Linked DNA regions of Homo sapiens: region 2 is linked to region 1. Evidence: read pairs that join two places in POLR2A ChIA-PET (ENCODE). Cell type or tissue: CD4-positive, alpha-beta T cell. All regions are shown on one strand. Links, peaks and the distances in the headings refer to the core of each region. The heading gives the core; the rest is flanking DNA.

What was found. ChIA-PET counts read pairs that join two places held together with the same protein. Peaks named below come from ENCODE experiments on the same cell type or tissue, not always from the same donor. Only the 100,000 strongest peaks of a DNase experiment are listed, where the experiment ranks them.
Region 2: POLR2A ChIA-PET joins it to region 1 with 5 read pairs; 2 of 35 experiments call an interaction of 5 or more read pairs at or near these places.

What each region holds. Positions count from the first base shown.
Region 1 is chr2:70,473,308-70,477,307 of GRCh38, forward strand. The region is part of intron 2 of TGFA (transforming growth factor alpha); the gene reads right to left. The region is part of intron 1 of TGFA-IT1 (TGFA intronic transcript 1); the gene reads right to left. Among named protein-coding and RNA genes, the nearest start is that of TGFA-IT1, 6.3 kb to the right of the region's middle. In CD4-positive, alpha-beta T cell, for the core only: no CTCF peak of the experiment used is centred there; a DNase peak (open chromatin) is centred at 2,164.
Region 2 is chr2:70,391,718-70,405,245 of GRCh38, forward strand. No RefSeq gene overlaps it. Among named protein-coding and RNA genes, the nearest start is that of TGFA-IT1, 83 kb to the right of the region's middle. In CD4-positive, alpha-beta T cell, for the core only: no CTCF peak of the experiment used is centred there; no DNase peak of the experiment used is centred there; H3K27me3 peaks cover 587 bases.

The DNA.
Region 1 (4,000 bases), core at 1-4,000:
GAGAAGTAAATGGTCTAGAACCCAGTGGCTGCCCAGAGAGACTTGGTGAGCAGGGATCCTGCTCCCCTGGGCAGGTGGGGGGAGGTGAGAATAATTCTTACTTTTTGTGAATGATCCCGAAGAGGAAGGGCACTGTCAGCATCTAGTGTGGCAATGCTACTGACCTTTGCAGAGAGAGCAATGCCCTATCAAGGAAACTGATCGACAGGGGCATTTCCTGGGGCTGTGTGTGCAGGCAGAAGAACAAGAGGGTTTTCAAATGAGCAGCGGATGTCAGCAGAGTTACGGAAAGGGAATCCCTGTCACATTTACAGTAGGAAATTGATCTCAAGTGTTACCAACTAATGAGGGGAATTCAATTTTGCTGTCTTAGAGGGGGGTGTGTGGGATGGTGGAGATGAGATAAATATAATTATGCAACTCATTCATTATTAAACCCAAGATCACTATCTTTTAAACGATGGATATAAAACCATTTGAAAACAGAGTTTAGCCTGCAGTACCATCATTTAAGAGGGAAGGGGCCTTCGTTGTAGTTAAGCAGTGAAAGAGAGAAAGGTAACTATAGTGCTACAGTTCTCTTGCTGTTCCACTTGTTCAGCTGGGTGGGGTGGGGCAGGGCCATTTTTGTCTCTATCATTCCCCAACCCCAGATTCACAATTTACTGAGAGAACTCCTATGCTTAAAAGAGAACATATTTTTCCTATAACATAATCCCTGAAAAATCTCCTAATTCTTCAGTGATCTTTTCCAATATTGACCAAATCTGACCCTATTTGCTTTTTAACTTTCCCTGATCATACACTGACTTTAGATCCTACCCACCCCTCCATCCCCACTGAAGGGCAGAGACTCCATATTATCTCACCAAACATCAAAAGCACCCTGTGGGGTTAGCATTATTAGTCTCTATTTTTAAGATAAGAAAACAAAACTGAAGCTTAGATAACCTTGTCAATGGACATATAGCTGGAATGTAGTAGAACTGAAATTTGATCTCAGTTTTCTCTGATATTGAGATACTGAAGAGCTATAGAAAATTAGGATGCTATTCAAGTCCAGAAAGACAAATGCTGAGAAGGCACATGATCCCAACCCACAAATCACGCTGGCAGTGAGGAAGGGGAACACTTAACTAGTGAACATCTTCTAGTAATCAGAAAGGGGCACTTTCAGGAGAAACAAGAGGAAGTATTACTTTATTTGGGGGAGGAGTGGGGAACTATACATATGGAACTTATTATTCTCACAAGGGAGCAGTGGTTGAAAATACAGATGCAAAAGAGATTTCTACATGTCCAGGGATGATGGTTAATTGAGGAGCTGCTGGAAGTAGGGTGGTGGCTGGAACATGAGATGCTATCAGGCCTTCCACTAAGGGCAGGAACCTCTGGGCTACACAGTGCTCTTGTCCAGGAGCTCAGAGCAGGCCTAAGATGGACTTCTGAATTGCTTTTGCAGCTTCAAACAAGATGCTGTAGGGGAAACCTAAGGGAACATCTGAGCCATTTTAATTCCCTCTGACCATTTCTCCCTTTGGGAAAAACCCAAGGGGCATCAGATGTGATGGAACCAAATTCAAACAAAGATATTGGTAAAGAAACACACAATTTAGTTTCTACTTTCCTACAAAGATACTGGTTATTGATAACACAGCAGCCGTGTGTGTGTGTGTGTGTGTGTGTGTGTGTGTGTGTACTGGGAAAAAAGATAGAGTCAGAGAAGCCCCAGTGGGGTTCATCATGCTTACTTTGAAGGCAAAAGCAGAGTTTGCATCATTTTGGTACCTTTTCATTTTCCAACAGGGAGAAGAAAATCAGATAACATGAACACAGAAGTATTTTGCCAGCTTTCAATTTTATCTAAAGTACCTGGTCTTAGAGTTTTTAACCCAATGTAGAATTTTCTGAGGTTGGACTATGATGATGATGACATTATTATTAGGAGCAGCTACTATTGGATTGTCCACCTACTGCAAGTGCTATGCCCAGCATTTTATAGAGCGAATTCTATTTAATCCCCACAAAAATCTTGCAAGGAAATCCTCACTATCTCATCTTACAGATGAAGAAAGTGGAGCTGAGGGGGGTTAAAGTTGTTCAATGATGCGAAGTCAGCAAATGGCAGAGCGGAAACCAGAACTCATGGTTGGTTTCCTCTAAAGCTCTCGCCCTTTCTAATACAGCACACTGTCACTTCAGAGGGCATGGTGCGTGTGTGGATGTGTGTGAGAGAGAGTTGAGAGTTAAGAAGTCCTTATGGGCATCTTCCACACACTCAAGATGACTCTCATTTGGAAAATAACAAATCAGGAATTACCAGGAAAATTTAGGGGCATTTTAGAATTAAAAGGGCTAAGAGTCCCAAGGCAAATGGCTTTAATTAGCAAAGAGGCTTTGGGAAATTAAAATAAAACCTCAGTGGAATCATGTTAAGTGCAGGCTAAAACCAGAGACTGTATCCATCCAAAGATGCACGACATACATATTTCAACTTGGCCTGTTACCTGTACCCCGACTCCCCCTGGGAAGACCACTACCTCCCCCAAAAGGCACAAGGAGGAGAGAGGCAGGTATGAGACTCCACAAGCAGCCTGCCAATCACCATTCTACATTCATTATGGATTAAAATGCAATGGAAATAGACAGGAAATATACTGGACGAAGATCACACTCTCTGCCACTAAGCTCCTCTTCCTCCTCATGACCCCATTTCTCCAGCTCCCAGGTTGCTTCTTCTATCCCTACTACCTTGGTCTTAGTAATTTTAAGCAAAAAAAAAAAAAAAAAAAAAAAAAAATTAAGAAAATTACAGGTCACGATTTTGCTTTGAGGACTGGAAGCTAAGCCTCCCCCTTTTCTTTTAATATGTGATAATTTGATTTCAAAGAGACAAATCATTTCCTTCTTTCATCTCTTCAAACCAGAAAGCCCCTTATTGTAATTACATCCTCTTGGTGTCAACCAGCATTTGGAAAATACTTTACTTCCAAGTTCCATTCACAAGGTAAACAAGGAGGTTTATGTTTGGCTTTCATCAGCTGGCTTTGAACGAGAATGTGAATGGCTCTGGGAACTGGAGCCCAGTCCTGCTGGATGGGGAATTCTGTTCTGGCTTTGTTGGAGGAACAGCCCCGTTAGAGCCCAGGGCTACCTGCCTTTGCAGTCTCTGTGTGCCTCTATTCTCCTTATAAATATCAAAATTGTTAGGTAAAGTGGTTGGCAGGAAACTCTCAATCCACCCTTAGGAAAAAATGCTTCCTCTTGTTGAGTCTTTGAACCATAATCCCCTTAAACCCTCTACACTGAGCACATATAAGCGCTATTGGGATGATTGTTTTTCTAGAACATTTTATGTCCTCAGAACTTTTGACAGGTGCCTTTTTTCATCGGCAGTTTGCAGATGCCGTGTGGGTGGAAGAAGGATACTCCTCATTTTAAGTGAGGAAACTGAAGAATACAGAGGTAAATTTAAGGCAAAGCTCAACAGTCTTAAAAACATAGAAGTGAATTTGTAGTTGGGACTATGTCCCATGACAAAGATGTGACTCTCTTTCCTATTCCCTCTGAGTTTTGTACAGATGATTTTGCTTGTCCTTAGATAAAAGCCCTTCAATCAAGATTATATTCAAGAGGAAAGAAGCTGAGATGTAAGAGAGTGGTCGAATTATACGCAATTATTTTTTTTTATAAATTTTCGAATTTCATGAAGTGAGCATTTTAGAGTTTGAACACAACCATTTAAAATTAAAACCCCATAACACTATAAACACAGTTAAAGCTTAACCAATTTTTATTGTTAGTGTTTTATTCACAGACAGAATTGTAGTGTTATAGAAGACTGGCCTTGAGGAATCTAGATTTAATCTGCACAAGAAAAATCATGTTACTGCCTCATGTTTTATCAATAAAAAGGAAGAAGGAGGAAGGAGACAAAATAATCATTTAGAGAAGACAGAAGATGCTTAGAAGAAAGATGTTTGGTAAGAGATGACCTCGG
Region 2 (13,528 bases), core at 3,610-7,609, 78 kb before region 1:
GTGTGTGGGAGGCAAAGCAGGGTTATAGCCAGCAGGAGAGGGTTAAGGTAGAATGTACCAGGTCCCAGAGAGGGGGCTAGTGAATACTAGGTGAGGAGTGAGAGCGAGAACATGTTAGACAAGGAGTCAGGGCTAGTGTATGCTAGGCAAGGAGTCAAGGCTAGAGCGTGCTAGACAAAGAGTCAGGGCTAGTACATGCTAGACGAAGAGTCTGAGCTACAGCATGCTAGACAAGGAGTCAGGGCTAGTGCATGCTAGACAAAGAGTCAGAGCTAGTACATGCAAGACAAGGAATCAGGGCTAGTACATGCTAGACAAAGAGTCAGAGCTAGTACCTGCTAGACAAGGAGTCAGGGCTAGTGCATGCTAGACAAGGGGTCAGGGCTACTGCATCCTAGACAAGGGGTCAGCGCTAGTGCATGCTACATAAGGAGTCAGGGCTAGTGCATGCTAGGCAAGGAGTCAGGGCTAGTGCATGCTAGATAAGGAGTCAGTGCTAAAGCATGCTAGGCAAGGAGCCAGGGCTAGTGCATGCTAGGCAAGGAGTCAGTGCTAGTGCATGCTAGGCAAGGAGTCAGGGTTAGTGTATGCTAAACAAGGTGGGTTGGGGCCCACTTTTAGCCTCATCAAGGGTATACTCAGAAACCCAAGGCAGAGGATGAGTTTTTGGCCTGAAGGCCTTTGTTCAGTGTCAGAGGGAAGATTACAGGTTGCAGTTTGGGGCTGTACTAATTTAAGGCAGCAAGAACAATTCAGGAACCCACCTGTGCAGTGGGGGAAGGGGAGAAGAGGGTGGGGATTGGACCCTAATATACTGCCAGGTCTAGTTAAGGTCAGTTCAGGGCTTGCCATGTTCTGTCAACATGATTCCATATACTCTTCACATGACCTATGACATAGATATGGTCTTTATTTTACAGATGAGAAAAATGAGCCCCAGGGAGATAACTTGCCCAACATCTCACAACTGGTAAGAGGTACAGCCAAAACGAAAACCCGGGTCTGTCCTATGCCAAAGACTACCCTTTTAACTCCTGGAGACTGGGCTGTGATCTCTCCCTTCTTTGAGAAATATGTTCTTAAATTAACAATCTTGTTCACAGCAAAGTAATGGCACATGAAGGAAATCTAAGGCCTGTGTATCTAGCACTTAGACCAGGGCCCTTTCCTCTCACTGTTCCCTCAAGTACCATGGCCTTTGCAGCCCTCCTTGTCCCCAACCCAATTTGGCATTAAAACTTTTTTGGAAACACATATTCGTTCTATCTCTGGATGACTGAAAATAGAAATTAAAGCTGAAGAGACTTCTGTTCGAAACAAGGAAAACCTTGTCAGCAAGGAACAGAAAATTTTTTGAGTGAGAATGACATACAGGTGTGGAGTCGCTTTGCTTTGAGGTTTTTCTGAAGAAAATAGACTATAGCTGCTGTTTTTTGTTAGTTCAGGGTGACTAAAATCCATCAGTGACATCAACCAAGACCCAAACTAAGTTTTTATTCTTATAAATTCCACGTTGCTATGATCTGAACGTTTGTGTCCTCCCCAAAATCCATATGTTGAAACCTAATCTCCATTGCAAGTATTAAGAGGTGGGGCTTTTAGGAGATGATGAGGTCATGAGGGCTCTGCTGTCATGAGTGTGATTAGGGTCTCTTGTTAAAGAGGCTTGAGGGAGCTTGATTTTCCCTTCCACCTAAATCTGCTGACTCCTTGATCTTGGACTTCCCAGCCTCCAGAACCATGAGCAATAAATTTCTGTTGTTTATAAATTGCCCAGTCTAAGGTATTTTGTTATAGCAGCCTGAATAAACTAAGATATTTTGTTAACTTATACTACTGAGAAGACTTGATGCATATTTTAGAGATATTATTTATCCATTTAGTCACTTGTGTGCAAAATCCATTTTATGTGTGCATGTAACACTGTCCTTTGCATTTTTGCTTTAATGGAAAGTTTATTACTCTGTTTCTGTTTCAAAATCTGCACACCCAGCCTGCAGGTCACTGTCTTGGGTGTGGACAAACTCATCTTCTAAATCTCCATTTAATCTCTAGAACCTTCTCATGTGCCCTGCCCAAGGCACCTGTGGATGTAGTAGGTTACCTGCAAAGAGAAAGACATGTGTCTCTCAAAAGAATGTGGAGAACAAAATAAAGCAGTAATGGATTATAACACAAAGTATAAATATTTATGAGTTCATATATTTTTGTAAATAAATGAATAAATAACAAAGTGGGCAAAGAGGCAAATCTCCAATGCAGAAGAATTTCAAATTATTTATATAGACACTGCACCCTCAAGGAGGTAGAACATAACTCTCCACATTAGCTTCTTGTGGCTGCTATAACAAATTGCCACACTCGGCGATTTTTGACAAAGATCTATTTTCACAGTTATAGGGGCCAGAAATCTGCCATCAGTATCACTGAACTAAAATCAAGGTGTCAGTGGGTCTGTGCTCTCTCTGGAGTCTCTGGGGTCTCCTTGCCTCCTCCAGTTTCTCCTGATTGCTGGCCGCATTTCTCCACTCTCTGCCTCTGGGATCACATTGCTTTTCCCTTCTTCTGGGTCAATCTCCCTCTGGCTTCCTCCTCTTCTTCAACTTTTAAGTTCTGGGGTACATGTGCAGGATGTACAGGTTTGTTACATAGGTAAATGTGTGCCATGGTGGTTTGCTGCACAGATCAACCTGTTACCTAGGTATTGAGCCCAGCATCCATTAGCTATTCTTCCTGATGCTCTCCCTTCCCCCTGCCCTCCCTGACAGGCCCCAGTGTGTGTTGTTCCCTGTCCCCACCATGTGTCCATGTGTTCTCATCATTCAGCTCCTACTTTTAATAGGAAACATGTGGTGTTTGGTTTTCAGTTCTTGCGTTAGTTTGCTGAGGATAATGGCTTCCAGCTCCATTCATGTCCCTGCAAAGGACATGATCTCATTACTTTTTTATGGCTGTATAGTATTCCATGGTGTATATGTACCACATTTTCTTTATCCAGTCTATCATTGATGGACATTTGGGTTGGTTCCACGTCTTCGTTATTGCGAATAGTGCTATAATGAACATACGTGGACTTGTATCTTTATAACAGAATGATTTATATTCCTTTGGGCATATACCCAGTAATGGGATTGCTGGGTCAAACTGTGTTTGTTTCTAGATCTTTGAGGAATTGCCACACTATCTTCCACAATGGTGGAACTAATTTACATTCCCACTAACAATGTAAAAGCATTCTTTTTCTCTGCAACCTCATTGGCATCTGTTGTTTCTTATTAATAATCACCATTATGACTGGTATAAAATGGTAGCTCATTGTGGTTTTGATTTGCATTTCTCTAGTGATCAGTGATGATTAGCTTTTTTTCATATGTTTGTTGGCCACATGAATGTCTTCTTTTGAGAAGTGTCTGTTCATATCCTTTGTCCACTTTTTAATGGGGTTGTTTTCTTATAAATTTGTTCAAGTTCCTTGCAGACTCTGGATATTAGATCTTTGTCAGATGGATAGATTGCAAACATATTCTCCCATTCTGTAAGTTGTTTGTTCACTCTGATGATAGTTTCTTTTCCTGTTCTGCCTCTCTCTTACAAGAACACTCGCAATTACAATTAGGGCCCATTCTGATAATCCAGGATAATCTCTATATGGTGAAATCCTCAATTTAATCGCAACTATAAAATCACTTTTGACATATAAGGTGTCATTCACAGATTCTGGGGATTAGCATGTGGACATATTTAGGGCCTATTAGGCAGTCTACCACACTCCTTGCTCCTTAAGTATGAGCTTTGCATAGTGACTTTTGTCCAAAGTGTACTGTATGAGAAGGTGGGCAGGTGGGGGAAGAGTAGCTTTATGGTGGAGGAACCTGACAAACACTCCTTGAGCAGGTGACCAAGGTCAACATCAACAGTGATAAGTCATGTTGATAGTGTGTACCTTTAACATGATGGGATGAGAATGGGATGTTACCTCTGGGGTCTTCCTCCCCAAACCACATAACTCCAGTCTAATCATAAGAAAAACATAAGACAAACCTCAATGGAGGTGCATTCTACAAAATACCTACAATTAATTAAACCTATTATGATAACTTTGAATGTTAAAGGGAAAAGGTCAAGATATTGATCCTCTTCCTCCCAGAAAGCTCCTTGTGCTTTTGGCAAATTTGCCTGCTTATTCCCCAATAACTTTTAAGTTCCTTTGATTAATGAGTGTTGGGGAGAGGCAGCCTAATTCTATCTGCTTATAGCATTGAGCCCAGGACTTTGCCAAGCAAAAAATTAATCAAACAAAAAGATACAATTTTTGTCCTTTGTCTTTCCAGAACCATGTGTGCTTTCTTGCTTTATATCAACATAACTGAAAGGGGCCACTCAAGTGATTCTTCCCCAAATGAAAGTCTGTTCAAAGATTTCTTAGTATTTCCATTTAAACAGGAAAGACTGATAACCTTTTAATGATCAGGCTGGTGGTTCAAAATCAAATGCCTAGGCTGGGTGCGGTGGCTCATGCCTGTAATCCTGGCACTTTGGGAGGCCGAGGCAGGCGGATCACTTGAGGTCAGGAATTCGAGACCAGCCTGGCCAATATGGTGAAACCCTGTCTCTACTAAAAATGCAAAAAAATTAGCTGGGTGTGGTGGTGCACACCTGTAATCCCAGCTACTTCGGAGGCTGAGGCAGGAGAATCGCTTGAACCTGGGAGGCGGAGGTTCCAGTGAGCTGAGATCACACCACTGCACTCCAGCCTGAGTCTCACAGTGAGACTGTCTCAAAAAAAAAAAAAAAAAAAAAATCAAATGGCTAAAGTTTGAACTCACTGGGCACCATCCCATAAGGTAAAAGAGGAATAAAATGAAAGTCACTATGATAGATTGTATTTTCCAAAGATAGCTGCATCAACATTCCATCTCACATTGCAAGCTTTCCTCACAATGTGAACTTGACACTCCTTCATTGAAAGGTGGGGTCTCTGCTCTGCCTCCTTGAATCTGGGTGAACCTGTGACTAAAGGAGAATGAGGCCACATGATTACCAAGGCTAAGTCATGAAAGCTGATATAGCTTCTGCCTGGTTCTCTTGAGACACTCACTCCGGGAACACAGCCACGATTCTGTGAGGAAGCCAAGTTGCCACAAGATGAAGTTGCACTTAGGTCCTTTGGTCACAGCCTCAGCTAAAGGCTCAGCCAGCATCAACCGTCAGATGTGAATGAACGAGCCTTCAGATCACCCCAGCAGACACAGAGTGGAGCGGAGATGAATTGTCCCTGCTGAACTTGGCCAAAGTTGCAGATTCATGAGAAAAATTAATGTCTTAGGCTACTAAGTTTTAGGGTGGTTGGTTATACGTCAATAGATGACCAGAAAATATACATTTATACAACCCTATTAACATTTTGGGGTATCTCCTAGCAGTGTTTTGGGAAATCTTTTCAAAGATGACAGCTTAAATTTTGATAAGCAAAGAATTATGGTAGGTATTTTCCTTACATTTCCTGTTTCTAAACCATTTCTCCTCATTCCTCCTTTGAATAGACAAAAATCAACCTTTTAATCAATGAACAACTAAAACCAACTTCTCTGAGGTTTGGGCTATCTTGCCATCCCATCTGTTTCCCCTCCTCATGGCTGAGATTTCCTTCCCTTACTAACAACTTTAGCACTGTCTTCCTCTCCATCTCTGCCTTTGTCATCATTGGCAACAAAATCTAATGGCATGATCCATCCAACACCCTGGCTTTGTTGTTCCTTAACCTTTGAACCTCCAAAAATCTCTTTCAATCCAGCTCAGCTTTCCACTCTCTTGGTTACACCACAGATTGTGTTATCACAAGCAACTGCTCTCACCTTCTTTGAGAATGAGCTACTCTTTTTCTTGCTTCCTCACTTTAGAGCCCGTACTGTAGAACACCCTGGTCTCCTTGAGACTGCCCATCCATTGACCTTAGGCTCTCATGATTATTTATTATTAATATTTATTTTAGAGACAGGGTCTCACTCTGTTGCCCAGGCTGCAGTACAGTGGCGTGAACATGGCTCCACTGCAAACTTGACCTTCTGGGCTCAAGTGATCCTCCCACCTCAGCCTCTATCTACCAAGCAGTTTATGTGCTAGGGTCGGTGCTAAAGTCTTTATTTTACTATCTCATTTAATCCTCACTACACCCTCAAGAGGCAGGTACTGCTTTACCCATTTGACAGATGGGGAGTCTGGGGGTTAGAGAGGTTATATGACTTGATCAGGTTTTTCAGCTAGTGTTTTTTTTAGGGCTCAAATCCAGACCTTTCTGATGCCAGAGCTCATGGGCATAACCAGAGAGCAACACTGAGCTTTGGCAATGTAATCATGGTCTGTAAGGGAAGCCCACTGAGCCGTTTCAAAAAAATCCATTTTGAAGAATAGCCAGGGGAACTTTTGGGAGGCTTAACAACAGGTGTTAAAAAGGAACACAAACAGAAACAGAAGAAAATCCCCCAATAGCATTCTTTCCCTTCCTGGTGTTCTCTCTCACTGGCTCTGGCTGGGGATGAGAGCAAAGCCAGCAGGGGACAGGAGAGGTTGGAACCTTGGGCAGCTGGGGAGGGACTTGGGTAGCTGTGGCAGGGACTCTCTGGCACCACCCTTTAAATTGATCTCTACGTCCTACTGAATGTATTTCTGAGATACTTCTTGTATCTGGCTCCTCTCTCTCCCCACTCCCATGGCAGTAGTTTGGGAGCTTGTTGCATCTTATCCTGAGCAATGGACAGAGTGTTGGACATGGGGGCTGTTCCTCTGTTCTCCAGAATCCAGCACATCCAGCCGGGGGTTCCTTCCTTCTGAACCTCGCTCACTCCTCTCCAGAAAAGCTCCCATGGTTTCCTCTGGTCCTGGCCAGACTGCTGTTCTCATGCTGCCTCCAGTTTTCATCTCCAGCCTCAACTCCTGCCCACCCGATAGCCCTCTGCCCCAGATCCAGTCAGATCCATGTCTACTTCTTCCAGCCACTGTATTTTTGCAAATGCTCTATCCTTGGCATGAAATGCCTTTCTTCCCCTGACAAGGAGAGTCATTTCCTCACTCAGTCTGCAGATGTCCCTTGGATGCAGCCCTTCAGCACTGCAGAAGAGTGGGCTAAGTTGGCTTCTCCTAGTCCATGAGCTTTTGGGGGCTCTTATTCACTATTGTACTCTGAAAATCTACAGGGCTTAGTAAGTAGGTGGTGCTCAGTAGGTATCTGTTGTGCGAGTGAATAAAGGAAAGAGGGTGCTATATGTGGCTCTTCTTCTCCAACTACATGCCAAGGAAGAGAGAGGTTTCTGGTGCCATTGAGAAAGATATGCAACTAAACTGTCCCTGGGTTGGACAATGACCAGGCTTTTGTTTGCCTCCTCTTAGGTGAAGGAAAATAAACTCATGAGTGGCAGCTAGGGTGAGACACTGTGTTTTCTCTGCTGAGAATTGGCAAGAGATACAAGAAGAACCCTGGTGGCAAGGACTCCCCAGCCTGGGAAACCTCAGGAACTCATCTGTACACAGGTGAGGTCATTTGGCTGCACACCTGTACAAATGAAAGGTAGGGGTTAACCACAGCTTGCTTCTCCCATGTCTTCTTGCCCAGCTCCACCTTAGCGTGGTGCTGATGGGCTGTCCCCAAAACACTTGCCTGAGGGTGGGTGATGGTGTTTGCTTAGAAAAAGCTCCAGAAACCAGGCTTGACATTGGCAACAAGCATCTAGCAGCGGTTCTCAAGCTTGACTGCACTTTGCCATCACCTGGGGGGCTTCTGAAAGAGACAGATGCCTGGGCCCATCCCCAGAGATTTTAATTGGTTTTGCCACATTGCGCAGGCTGGTCTTGAACTCCTGTGCTCAAGCAATTTGCCCTCCTCAGCCTCCCAAAATGTTGGGATTACAGGCATGAGCTACTGCACCCAACCCTATGGCTGCTTTCACACTTGAACAGCCGCATTAAATAGTTGTGACACAGATTGAATGGCCCATGAACCCTAACATATTTACAATTTGGCCCTCCACAGAAAAAGTGTGCTGGGTGGAAACCAAGCATGGGATTTTTTCAAAGCTCCCTAGGTGATTCTAATGTGCACTCAGGTCTAAGGACCCCTGTGCTAAATGGATGAGACAGCATCGGGGGTTCCTATCCCACTCAGTTGGGAAGAGGCTGGTCTGCAGATGGGCTGAGGGCTGGTATCTCTGGAGGCTCCAGGCACAGCCCTACTCAATGCCTGGGGACCCTGTCAGGGACTTTGTTCCAAGGCAGGGGTCAGCATGCTTTCTGTGGAGGGCCAAATTGTAAATATGTTAGGGTTCATGGGCCATTCAGTCTGTGTTACAACTATTTAATGCAGCTGTTCAAGTGTGAAAGCAGCCATAGGGTTGGGTGCGGTGGCTCACGCCTGTAATCCCAACATTTTGGGAGGCTGAGGAGGGCAAATCGCTTGAGCCCGGGAGTTTAAGACCAGCCTGGGCAACGTGGCGAAACCCTGTCTCTACAAAAAATACAGAAATTAGCCAGATGTGGTGACATGTGTCTGTAGTCCCAGCTACTTGGGAAGCTGAGGTGGGAGGATCACCTGAGCCTGGGAGGCAGAGGTTGCAGTGAGCCGAGATTGCGTCACTGCACTCTAGCCTGGACCACAGAGCAAGATCCTGTATTAAATGAATAAATAAATAAATAAATAAATAAGTAAGTAAGTAAGTAAGTAAAAGGCAGCCATAGACAAGAAGTAAATGAATGAGCATGGCTATGTTCCAAAATATTCCATTTATGGACACGGAAACTTGAATTTCAAATAATCTTCACGTCATGAATAGTCTTATTTTCTCAGCCATTAAAAAATATTTAAAAACCATTCTTAGCTTATGCATCGTACAAGTGATTAAGCTGGATTTGACCTGGCAGATCCCTGCTCTGAGAGATGAGTGGCAGCCATTCCTCACAGCTTGATAGATGGTAAATGCTTCCTCATCTGTTCCCCTCCCCAGACCCTCTCAGTTCTCCATTGACAATGGCCTACAAACCAGCTCTCACCCACAAGGAGTGCCAATCAAGATAGGAATGTTATTTATTTATCTGTCAACTTCATCCTGAGCAAAAGGTGCTCAAGTGCACGTGGGCAGGTGATTGATAGAAAATATAAGGCTTAGGTTTTTTTTTTTTTTTAAGCTCATGTATTTTCTCCAAGGAGCCGAGGACACTGTAGCAAGACCTGTAAACAAAACTATTCCTTTTGGCATCCTTAGGAAGTAGAAGGAGAAACTTTAACTACAGAGAGAGATTATTTGGTAGTAATGAGAGATCTTCTCTAACCAGGCTTAGAGTTTGGAGCAGACTGTTGGGTGATGCCCACATCCTGCTTCCTGCTGTCCACCTCTATCTTCAGAGGGGCCTGGGCCCCATGTCCAGTTCCATAGGGTGAATCATGAACTGTTTAAATCAAGGACTAGATACATAAGACATGGTCCCTTTCTCCTTCTGGATGTTGCCCTGTGTATGTGTTGATGTCTGCGTATTGATGCCTGGAATTGCAGCAGCCATGTTGGGAGTACGAGGGGAGCTGGTCTGGGCAGGACACACTGAGGATGGTTGAGTGGAAAGTGGAAGCAGCCTGGATCCTTGCTGACATTGCTGAGCCACTGAGGAAGCCAACACTGGAGCCGTGTTCCTCTGGAGTTGTTATAGGAACTAAATTCCCCTATTGTTTAAAGTTATTTTAAATTGGGGTTTCTATTTCTTACAGCTGAAAATATTAAAATTCATATAGAGGTCAGGAAAGAGATGCCCTACACAGAATCCCGTATCGGGCACATCGTGGGTTCCTAGTTGATCGACTGAAGGAACAATTTTAAATACATGAATCCAATTGTAGTTTAGCAAAGAGACTTTTTATAAAGAAGTCCCTTTGTAAGAGGACTGCCTTCTTCCAACATCTCTGGCAGGGTAGCCATCTCCAGTTTATTTTACTTGAAATCTCAGTGACAAATAAGTGGGGAAACCCAGAGCCCCTTTCAGCTGAAGAGCATATAGCCCACTAATTGAACCTATCCCACCCGGGTTGGTAACCAAGTCTTTACTAGTGAATCCAGCATCTCCTGATAATCCCATAACTCTGATAGAAGGACCAATCAAATCAACACACATGATTCAATCGTATATTTGCAAAGTCACCCTTGTAACAGTGGGCTCTAGTTATAGTTTGAGATGCAAAGACTATCCCTCCCTTCTATTCTGGTTATTTTGGCACTTAACAAATTACTCCAAAACCGAGTGGTGTTAAACAACCATTTATTGTGCTCGCAGATTCTGCGGGCCAGAAGTTTAGACAGGACACAGTGGGGCAGGCTCATCTCTATAGAGCAGCTTGAGATCTGGGGCTAGAATAATTTGAAACATTACTCACTCACAGGTCTGGTGGTCCATACTGGTAAGAGTCAAAGACCTGAGGGCCCTCTAGCCTCTTTCTGTCTCTAATCCAACCCCACCAGTCTCTCTGACCTCATCTCTTTCTTCTCTGCACTCTAACCAACTGGCCTTCTTATTCTCTTCAAATCCAAGTATGTTCCTGCCTCAGAATCTATGCATGGGCTGTTTGTTTCTGTCTAGAATGTACTTCCCCCATATTGTCTCATGTCTCCTCCCTTACCTTATTTGGGTCTTAAGAGTTAACAATCAGTGAGACCTTCCCTGACCATCCTATCTAAAAAGCCATCCATTCCTATGGCTAACTTTTTATCCTGCTTTATTTTTTCCTCATAGCACTTATATTTATTGTTTATTGACTGCTTCCTCTACTGGAATATAAGCTCATGAGAGCAGAAACCCTTCCTAACTTTTTCAACATTATATTTCCAGTGCTAAAACAGTAACTTTACATGGTAGGTACTCAATAAACACATTTGAATGAAAACTAGAATTAAAAAGCGTTTTTTTTTTTTTGTCCTGTTCTTTCTTTGTTTAGTTACCTTAAAAACCTGTGAAGTAATAATGAACTATCTGGAAAGAAAATTAGGAAAACTCCCATTTATAATTGCACTGAAAAAAATAAAATACTTAGGAGGTGAAAGACTTGTACACTAAAAACCACAAAACATTGATTAAAAAAAATTAAAGACGACAGACTGAGGGAGAGAGACAGAGAAAGAGGGGAGAAGGAGGAGGATTCAGGGAATAGGAGCTGGGGAGCCCTTCTGTGCCACAGAAGTAGAAGTAGAGATACTCAAGATTATGGCAGACAGGAGGCAGGACTAGATTGCAGCTCTGACTTGGATGGACAGAACACTGTGTGGAGGGTCGCATCATGAATTTTAGCTCCAGAATGACTGCAGGAATAAATCAGGAATCCCAGAGGACCCACAGACCCTCTGAAGGAAGTGGATTGCTCCTGCAGGACCCGGGAGACACCCCAAATACCGTGAGTGCCCAAACTGTGGAAGTGGGAAAGGGAGATCATCCACCCCCAAACACACACCCCCACTGGGGAACCTGAAGGTCTAGTTTGCGGGAAAAGATTCCAGCCTTACCTGGAGCTGAGTCAGTTTGGAGAGCCAAGCGAAATACAGGGGTAGAGGAAGCAGTGGGAGAGGCCCTTGGAGCTCTCTGGGTCCCCAAGCAGGCCATTTCTGCCTGGCACCACAGGGATCCTTCGGGGAAAATGCCACAGGGAGAAGGAAGTCTTCAGCTGAACTTTGTAACAATTTGAACTGGTTGAGAAGCCTCTTGGCCAGAACTTAGGGGAGGGCACATATCCGGCATGTAGACTCCACAGGTGCAGGAAGAACTAAAGCCCTTTTCTTCTGCAGCTGGAAGGTGGGTAACATGGGGCAAGTTCTCAGCCCTGCTTGTCCACTGTCTGAAAACAGACTCAGTGCTGTTGCAGAGAGGGGGCACGGTGGGAGTGAGAATGGCCCTTTGGATTGCATGGGAGCTGGGTGAGGCCTGTGACTGCTGGCTTTCCCCCACTTCCCTGACAACCTGCATGACTCAGCAGAGGCAGCCATAATCCTCCTAGGGACACAACTCGATTGACCTGGGAACTTCACCCCCATCCCGCACAGCAGCTGCAGCAAGACCTGCCCAAGGAGAGTCTGAGCTCAGACACGCCTAACCCTGCCCCCACCTGATTGTCCTTCTTTGCCCACCCTGGTAGCTGAAGACAAAGGGCATATACTCTTTGGAGTTCTAGGGCCCCACCCACTGCCGGTTTCTCTCCATACTACCACAGCTGATACTCTCTGGAAAGCACCACCTCCTGGCAGGAGGCCAACTAGCACAAATAGAGCATTAAACCACCAAAGCTAAGAACCCTTACAGAGTCCATTTCATCCCCCTGCCACTTCCACTGAACAGGTGCTGTATCTACGGCTGAGAGACCCATAGACGGTTCACATCCCAGGACTCTGTGTAGACAACCCCAGTACCAGCCCAGAGCCTGGTAGACTTGCTGGGTGGCTAGACCCAGAAGAGAGATAACGATCTCTACAGCTTGGCTCTCAGGAAGCCACATCCATAGGAAAAGGGGGAGAGTACAGAGTTGTCAGGTTATCTAAAGTTAAGATGAAGGAAAGAATCTTAAGAGCTGTGAGACAACAGCACCAGGTAACCTATAAAGGAAAACCTACCAGATTAACAGTAGATTGCTCAGCAGAAACCCTAGAAGCCAGAAGGAATTGGGGCCCTATCTTCAGCCTCCTCAAACAAAACGATTATCAGCCAAGAATTTTGTATCCAGAGAAACTAAGCATCATATATGAAGGAAACATACAGTCTTTTTCAGACAAACAAATGCTGAAAGAACTCACCACTACCAAGCCACCACTACAAGAACTGCTAAAAGGAGCTCTAAATTTTGAAACAAATCCTGGAAACACATCAAAACAGAACATCTTTAAAGCATAAATCTCACAGAACCTATAAAATAAAAATACAAGTTAAAAAGCAAAAACAGAAAACCAAGGTACACAGGCAACAAATAGCACAATGAATGGAATGGCACCTCATATCTCAATACTAACATTGAATCTAAATGTCCTAAATGCTATACTTAAAACATACAGAGTTGCAGAATGGATAAGAATTCACCAACAAACTATCTGCTGCCTTCAAGAGACTCACCTAATACATAAGGACTCACATAAACTTAGTAAAGGGTGGAAAAAGGCATTTCATGCCAATGGACACCAAAAGTGAGCAGGGCTAGCTATTCTTACATCAGACAAAACAAAATTGAAAGCAATAGCAGTCAAAAAAGACAAAGAGGGACATTACATAATGGTAAAAGACCTTGTCCAACAGGAAAATATCACAATCCTAACCACATATGTTGATAGAAGGGCTGAGGCAGGGCTTGCTTGTCTGACATAATGTAAGAGAGTCTTGGAACATATCCAGGGTCCAGGGTCTAAAACCCCTCATGGCCCATGGAACACCAAGCTCTGTGCCTAAGGGTGGAAGGCTGCCCCACCACACTACAATCTAAGCCCAAACATAAAACTCCTTGTGGCTTGGAGAGAATCCGGGACTC